2 separate regions of the Homo sapiens genome follow, and region 1 is linked to region 2. Evidence: read pairs that join two places in POLR2A ChIA-PET (ENCODE). Cell type or tissue: A673. All regions are shown on one strand. Links, peaks and the distances in the headings refer to the core of each region. The heading gives the core; the rest is flanking DNA. Region 1 has its middle 18 kb from the start of MIR4472-2. Region 2 overlaps MED13L (mediator complex subunit 13L).

What was found. ChIA-PET counts read pairs that join two places held together with the same protein. Peaks named below come from ENCODE experiments on the same cell type or tissue, not always from the same donor. Only the 100,000 strongest peaks of a DNase experiment are listed, where the experiment ranks them.
Region 1: POLR2A ChIA-PET joins it to region 2 with 5 read pairs; 2 of 35 experiments call an interaction of 5 or more read pairs at or near these places.

The regions. Positions count from the first base shown.
Region 1 is chr12:116,408,479-116,412,873 of GRCh38, forward strand. No RefSeq gene overlaps it. Among named protein-coding and RNA genes, the nearest start is that of MIR4472-2, 18 kb to the right of the region's middle. In A673, for the core only: no CTCF peak of the experiment used is centred there; no DNase peak of the experiment used is centred there.
Region 2 is chr12:116,201,226-116,205,620 of GRCh38, forward strand. All of the region lies in intron 2 of MED13L (mediator complex subunit 13L), which reads right to left. Among named protein-coding and RNA genes, the nearest start is that of MIR620, 55 kb to the left of the region's middle. In A673, for the core only: no CTCF peak of the experiment used is centred there; no DNase peak of the experiment used is centred there; H3K27ac peaks cover 791 bases.

The sequences.
Region 1 (4,395 bases), core at 133-4,132, 210 kb after region 2:
TATGAAGCCATCTCTTAGGGAAGGTTGTCATCGGGTTAGAAATAATGGGTGAACAGGACAGAGCACGTAATCTGGTGCTCATCGTAAAGATCGTAGTAGTAGTAGCCATTATTATTTATACTAGCCCAGAGGGAGATGGATTTTCACATGCGTAACAGAAAGAGGCAGCGGGAGCAAGCTGTGGTCACAAGGGCATTCTGCAGGAATGTTACAGAGAGAAGAGAGAAGACCTCTGCCAGTGGGGTGGAGGCTGCTGGACTGAATGTTCATGTCACCCCCAAATCCTTATGTTGAAATCTTAACCCTGAATATGATGGTGTGAGGAGCAGGCCTTTGGGATGTAATCAGGTCATTCATGAATGGGGTTAGTGCCCTTATAAAAGGGACCCCAGAGAGTTCTCTCACCCTCTCTCCACCACGCGAGGATACAATGAGAAGTTGGCCGTCTGCATCCTGGAGGAGGGCCCCAACCAGAACCTGGCCATACTGACACTCTGATCTCGAAATTCCAGCCTCCAGAACTGTGAGCAATAAATTTCTGTTGTTGCTAAGCCACCCAGTCTATGGTACTTTGTTACAGCAACGAGGGCTTTCTGTAGTCCTGTTGGAGCTGGACAAACACTGAGGCCTCAGATGCCCAGAATTCATATGCTCCAAGAGGCTTCCTTTTGTTTTTGAGACAGAGTCTCCCTCTGTCACTGAGGCTGGAGTGAAGTGGTGCAATCTCGGCTCACCGCAACCTCTGCCTCTAGTGTTCAAGCAATTCTCCTGCCTCAACCTCCTGAGTAGCTGGGGTTACAGGCGTGTGCCACTACGCCCAGCTAATTTTTGTATTTTTAGTAGAGACAGGGTTTTGCCATATTGGCCAGGCTGGTCTTGAACTCCTGACCTCAGGTGATCTGCCTCGGCCTCCCAAAGTGCTGGGATTACAGGTGTGAGCCACCGCACCCGGTCTCCAGGAGGCTTTCTGTGTGTACACACGCATGTGTGTGCACACATACACACACACACGTTCATTCAGCTCAATGCAACCAGCCACTTTCTGCTGTTTAAGAGAAGACAAGCACTGTGCTAGGTGCTAGGGATACAGACATGAATGAGGCACAATTTTTGTCCTTAAGAAAAGCACAATTTTGTAGGAAACCACAAAAGGAAGCACGATCACATCATGTGTCCTGCGCAGTGGCTAAGATGGACTCCGGTGAGAGGCATTTAACCCATCCATATGCCTCTAAATCGAAATCCCATGCTGTTGCATATCCTTCCTAGATTGATTGAGAGCCAAGTTTCATACACAGGAGGGGATTCTTTATTGGGGGATGTGGTTTTTTTGAGTGACATGTTCTCAGGAGAAAGGAGAGAGGAGGCAGGACAGGGCAGGAGAGTTGCTAAGGATGGCAACTGCTGGAGTCTCAGCCTGGTCCCGCAGGGAGCTCTGGATACACAGTTTGCAGTTCGTTATTAATATTTCCTTCATTGAGGTAAGGGGCGGGCCCTTCACACCCTTGTCAATCAGTCATTGGCTGTGGGCTGCTCTGGGGGTGGGAGCAGAGAAGGTGAGACTGCTCCCACTTGATCGAGGACAGCCCTCTAGGAAAAGGTGCAACTCTGAGCTGTTAGCAGCCAAGACTCATAGTGGCAGGGAGTGAAGGCGCCAGCAGCATCTTTGAACCACTTCTCCTTCTCCATCCCCAACCCTTCACATGGGTAGGCTCCCAGGCCCACAGACACTGCAGATAGAAAAATCAAGTTTGGCCAGGCATGGTAACTCATGCCAGTAATCCCAGCACTTCAGGAGGCTGAGGCAGGAGGATCACTTGAGCCCAGGAGTTTCAGAGCAGCCTGGGCACCAAATCAAGACTGTACAAAAAATTTAAGAAGTTTGCCAGATACACTGGCTTTTTGCCTGTAGTCCCAGCTACTCAGGAGGCTGAGGCAGGAGGATCTCTGGAATCCGGGAATTTGAGGTTGCAGTAAGCTATGATCATGCCACTGCATTCCAGCCTGGGTAACAGAGCAAGAACCTGGCTCTAAATAAATAAATAAATAAATAAAGCCGAGTTTGCAGCTATCACAGACTCTCAGCTGAAAAAACCCTTAAAGATCACCTAATCCATCCCCTAGATTTTGATGATGAGGCCTGAAGAGGCTCAGTCATTTGTCTACAGCTGTTGTGACAAACTCCAAAGCCATAGGGGCCAGGCAGGAAAAACAGATGCTGTCTAAGGTTCTAAGGAGTGGTGAGGACTGTGGCAAACTGGAGACAGGGGTTTCTCTAATGGGTCGCAGCAGCCTGGTTCCTACAGCCACGAGGGAATGAGGGCCCAGAGTGATTGGCGCCTCTGAATTTCCCCAGAGAAGCTGGAAGTCGTGTGTGTGTGTGTGTGTGTGTGTGTGTGTGTTCTGTGTGAAATCTTTCTGTTTTGAAATGTTGGCAACTCTTGGAAATTCTTGAGAACACTGTATGGGCCAAGGAAAATATGTCAGTGGATGAGACTTGGCCCCAGGGTCACCAGTGTGCAGTGTCTGGTCTATGGCCTGAGGCACGTGGGAAGTGCAGCAAGGATTCCTGGATTAAGGGGCTTTCTATCATGCCAGTAACAGGACGAGAGAAGAAACAGACCAGATGCGGGAGGAGAGAAGGAAGAGGGCTCCAGAGGAAGGAAATGGGAACAGAAACAGAAACCTGGGGCTTGCGGGTGCAGGGGGACACTCATCTCCAGGGTCTCCAGGGTAAGCTGGAAGGGGAAGCCCGGGGCTTACTGGTATTGTTTTGTTTCGTTTTGTTTAAATGAGGATGAAATTCACATAACATTAACTGTTTTGTTGTTGTTGTTGTTGTTGTTTTGAGATGGAGTCTCTCTCTGTTGCCCAGGCTGGAGTGCAGTGGTGCAATCTTGGCTCACTACAACTTCTGCCTCCTGGGTTCAAGCGATTCTCCTGCCTCAGCTTTCTGAGTAGCTGGGATTACAGGCGCCCACCACCATGCCCGGCTAATTTTTGTATTTTTGTTAGAGACAGGGTTTCACCATGTTGGCCAGGGTGGTCTCGAACTCCTGACCTCAGACGATCTGCCTGCCTTGGCCTCCCAAAGTGCTGGGATTACAGGCATGAGCCACTGTGCCTGGCCTAACAATAACTATTTTAAAGCATACAATTCAATGGCATTAAGTATATCCACAATATTGTACAACCATCAGCTCTATCTAGGCTCCAAAACTCTTTTTTTTTTTTTTTTTTTTTTTTTGAGATAGGGTCTCACTCTGTCTCCCAGGCTGGAGTGCAGCGGCACAATCTTGGCTCACTGAAGCCTCAGTCTCCCCAGGCTCAAGTGATTCTCCCACCTCACGCCCCTCAAGTAGCTGGGAACATAAGTGCACGCCACTATGCCTGGCTAATTTTATTTTATTTTTGTATTTTTTGTAGAGACAGTGTTTTGCTATGTTGGCCAGGCTGGTCTTGCACTCCTGAGCTCAAGCGATCCACCCGCCTCAGCCTCCCAAAGTGCTGGAGATATAGGCATGAGACACTGTGCCTGGCCCCAAAACTTTTTATCGACTCAAATGGAAACCCCATACCTGTTAGCAAGCACTTCCCATTCCCTCCTTCCCAGCCCATGGCAACCATGAATCTGCTTTCTGTCTCCCTGGATGTACTCATTCTGGACAGTTCATATAAATGGAATTACAGACTATCTGGCCTTTTGCGCCTGGCTTCTTCCACTTAGCTAATTTTTTTTTTTTTTTTTTTTTTTTTTTTGGCAGAGTATCACTCCATCACCCAGACTGGAGTGCAGTGGCTCAATCCTTGATCTTGGCTCACTGCAACCTCTACCTCCCAAGCTCAAGTGATTCCCATACCTCAGCCTCCCGAGTAGTTGGGATTACAGGGATCTGTCACCCTGCCCAGCTACCTTTTGTATTTTTAGCAGACATGGGGTTTCGCCATGTTGGCCAGGCTGGTCTTGAACTTCTGACCTGAAGCGATCCTCCTGCCTCAGCCTCCCAAAGTGCTGGGATTACAGGCCGTGAGCCACCGCACCCGGCCGGCCTGTTTTGGGGTTCATCCACACTGTAGGATGCATCAATACTTCATCCATTGATGGTTATTCGGGTTGTCCTGCAGTTGTGGATAGACCCAGGGCTCACTTTTCAAAGGGAGGTAATCCACCCTAGCGTTTAGGAACATAGGGGCCACGGACCCATGAGGTACAGCAGACACAATGCCTAGGGCCCATGAAAATGTCTTCATTTCTCTCTCTCTTTTTTTTTGAGACAGAGTCTTGCTCTGTTACCCAGACTGGAGTGCAGTAGTGCGATCTTGGCTCACTGCAACCTCTGCCTCACGGGTTCAAGTGATTCTTCTGCCTCAGACTCTCGAGTAGCTGGGATTATA
Region 2 (4,395 bases), core at 86-4,085:
GAAAATGTTACACGAAGAAGTATACAAGAAAAGTCTTCTACAAGATTAGATCAGGTAAGCCTATGTACTGTAATACCATATAAATTTTGGTCATTAAGTCCATCCAAATAAGGGTTGTAATAATAAATGAAGAAACCCTGAGATGGATACATTTCCTTAACTAAAAAAGAAATTACAAGGATGAGAGAAAAAGAATAAAAATAGACATTAACCCCGAGAAATAAAAATGACACATGTAGATCAACATCATAAAACATTTGATTTTTAAAAATGGTGATCCAAATATTCAACAAATCTATAAGCTGTGTATAAAGAAAGGTAACTTATGTGCACAGTCAGCAGCATTATTAATGCATTTAATAACACATGTGAAGCAAAGGACATCAAGGAGGCAGGAGGCTTCAGGGGGATCTGTACAGGTGAGCTTTACCTCCCACAATTGTACAGAGTTTTAGGAGCACGTGTATGGGTGCTTTTTTTTCTAGGAGACCATCCAAAGCTTTCTGCAGGTCTTCAAATGGATGAATGATCTGAAAAACCTAAGAGCCATCCATATAAGACTATAAAGTTTCCAACATTACAAATATGTCTTTTTCTTGAAAATGAGCAATATAATACAGTAAGAAAATAAGTTCTAAAAAGAATTAGGTTAAGGGCAAGGTTAAAACAAGCTATCATCAAAACTCCATGAAAGTCTTTTTATGGCATTAAAGAAATATGCTTCATTCTCTTTGTAAGCTGTAAATTTGAAAATTTAAAGTTTTAGGAAACTAAACTAGCTTTACAAAACAGATGTTGCTGCCTATGCCATTTAATCAATTCAAGTCACATTCCTAGAAGACAATATAGCCATCTGATGAGTTCAGCGTCAATGGAATGAGCCAAATCCACACAACAGCATTTTACAAAAATAATCAGTGGTTTAAAGCAGGGCATGTGCAAAATTCCTGAAATAACACATACATAATTCACTGCCAAACTCAGATCAATTCAGAATCTGCAGAGGCAAGAAGCATTATTATGGCTCTGAAATCCATATTCAGTAAGGCTGTGTTCAGAAAGTTTCATTTCAATTTCAAGAAAATAAATGACTAGAGAAGCTCAATAATGATTTTGGCAGATATAAGTACCCTTCGTTCAAAGCAGAATCATTTTACAGAGCTTAAGATTTTTTAAAAGATAAAGAAAAACACCAATTTATAGGACCTAAGTCTTGAATTTAAGGATGAAATGTCATCAACTTGAGAAATATAACACTGTATCTACTCAAATATTATAGCTATCCAGACAACAGTTAGAGGCAAGAGAGTACAATGGAAATGGTTGAAAAAGCACAGCCTTATTAGAGATCAGTTAGAATTGCAATTCTAACTGCATCACCACCAAGCTGTATGACACTGAGCAAGTTACTTCATTGCCCCATGCCTCGGCTTACGCATTTTTAAATCTCCTGTGGCTGTGATGCACAAGGAACTCCCCTCTCTCTAAAATCCACCAACCCTTAACCTTCTTCCCCTGACAGCCTCTGGGGTTCTTCACGGTCAGCGTCTCCCCACAGATTCACTCAAGTCTTTCTATTCAATAAGGCTTCAGAAAAATTAAAAACTGCTTCTCACAAAAGGCTTAGGAGAAAATGCAAAGTTAGAAGAATCTCAAAAATGTAAGAAAATCTGGCAAATGAAGAATACAAGAGAAATCACAAAGTTTTACAAAAGCACTCCTGTTCTTACCAGAACTCAATACCTGGAAGGCAGATGAATGGGCTTTGCTAAAACTTTTCAGATTTATTTTATGCTTGCTTGCCACAGAAACCAACACTGGACCTTTTAGTCTGAATTTCCTCATCTACAAAAACAGCGGGACCAAATTAAATCAGCGTTCTTCAAACTGTATTCCTCTGAACTCTCGAGTTTCATCAAAGTGCCTCAGAGACCTCAAGACAAATGTCTCCACACCATCTTCAGGCAGGAATGTTAACAGTTTTCTATATGAGGGTTCCATGTAAGATTCGGTTTTACAAGTTTTGCTTATAAAAGGCTTGCAAATGTTTACAAAATAAATAGGCCTTAAACTTGTAACATTCTGTACATGTAATATCATCACTTTGTGGTGGTGTTTATTTTTCTCTACTTGATGCTAGAAACAGTAACTTTTCTGAAGCTTTTGTTTTAAAAGGTGTTTTGTTTTGTGTTTTTTTTTTTGAAATAAACATAAAAATAAAAATAAAAAAACAGTCCAGTGCTAGAGCTGGTGGTAAAAGTGAAGACATATAAGGAAAGACTAGTGTAAGTTACCACAAAAGACAAGAGTGAGGCTGGGCGCAGTGGCTCACACCTGTAATCCAAGCACTTTGGGAGACCGAAGTGGGCAAATCACCTAAGGTCAGGAGTTCGAGACCAGCCTGGCCAACATGGCGAAACCCCATCTCTACTAAATATACAAAAATTATCCGGGCATGGTGGCAGGCGCCTGTAGTCCCAGCTACTCAGGAGATTGAGGCAGGGAGAACTGCTTGAACCCAGGAGGCAGAGGTTGCAGTGAGCCGAGATCACGCCACTGCACTCCAGCCTGGGCAATAGAGTGAGACTCCATCTCAAAAAAACACAAAAAGAAAAAGACAAGAGTGAAAAGTCATCGAGGAATCACTCAGACTTACGAATTGAATCAGTTAACTATATGCTTAGTTAGAAACAATAAAAACCCATTGCACAAATATTTTTGGTGAATAGGCTAGCCAGAGCAAAAATTTTATTTTATGGAAGAAAATTACATGTCGTAATGGTATCTGCAAAAGTGGGACTTTCAGAAGGCTTCAATATGCATTTCTTTGAAATGCCAGTGGTGGGCATACCACAATAGCTACTGATCTGCTTCCAAAAGTCAACCTAACTCAAAGTTTCTGCACATGAACCACAATCTAGCAATCTTTCTACTTTGAGAGAGAACAAAATTTTCTTTCTACTTTTGAGAGAGAACAAAATTCTAGATTACGGACCATAATCTATCAATCTTTCTACTTTGAGAGAGAACAAAATTTATCAGAACCTAGCCTTCCATAAAACTCCAGTGATTCAGACCAGCTGCTCAGGAGTCAGGAGCTGCCAGACGTAAACTGAATTGCTGTATTCCATGACTGCTATCAGCTAGGAGTAGCTACTACGCAGGAAGAACTTGTAAGAACTTTCCTGGCTAGCAAAAGACTGCTTGCTGTCTCAGTACCCATGCTGTAGGCAGTTCATGGCAATTCTTACAACAATCCTATTTTTCAGCGTAGATGGATGTTCTAATTCCTAAATTATAAACCTTTCACCAACTGCCTTTCTTCTAGTATGTGTTCTGGTGTTTGCTGTCATGACTTTTAATATAATGCCTTGTCTCATTCCCCACTATAAGTTCCTCTAGTTGCTATCTGGTCATTCTTGATCTCACTCTCCATTATATGTGTCCTCCTTTGGTCTACCCCTATCTTGTTCTGACCCACTGTTTTCCCTAGACCTGGCTCCTGCCCTTTATCCTAAACCTACCTTGTCTTGTCTGTAGATCCCTATCTGTAGATATAGAGATACTTAGGTATTATTATTATCTTATTTTCTTAAGCTAACCTGGCCAGAGTTTTCAGAATTGGCAAAGAATAAGATGTGTTCCCTTTCAGAATTTATAAAATGGCTAATATAAAAGAAGAATAATATCGCTGCCAAGAAAAAGCAGCAGTGTAGTGTCAGTGGTGATCACAGCTGGGACAAATACTGCTTCTTTGCTGTCTCCTCTGGTGGCTACCTAGAACACCATAAACCCTTTCTTCCAACTGTACATGGCCTCCTACTTACTCAACTACTCATGTGGCTTGCCTTCTGGGACACACAAATTCATCTTCATACTGTCGCCAAATCCTAACCAGAACTCAGAAAATGGTGAACAAAAACGGTGCCTATTAAAGAGAAAGAGAAGTCAGATTTTATCCTTATCCATTTGCTCTAGGAGCTCTGATGGCAAAAGCACTTCAAAACACCAGTTAACTATGTATTCCAACAATACACGATAAATGAGATGGCACTTCAAAAAGAGGTGCTGTAATACAAATTTTTTTCAAGTCGTGTTTTTTTTAACGTTTTTCCTAGCTTTTTTACACTCAATGAGACTCAAACAGAACTAGTCCTCTTCTCATCAGCTACTTGGGACCAAAGACATAAGTTCTTATTAGAAGATTCCTTCCCTCACCACCCCATAAAAGAAGCACAATGGTCCACTCCCTACAATAATCACCTTCTCAACTGTTCTACCATTAAAAAAAAAAAACAAAGGAAGAGAAAAAAAAAAAAAAAAAGGAAAGTCTTTTAAAAAGAAGAGCTAAGTCCTTTTCCTCCCTACTGTTTTTGGCCAGAGGGAGGGAGAAAC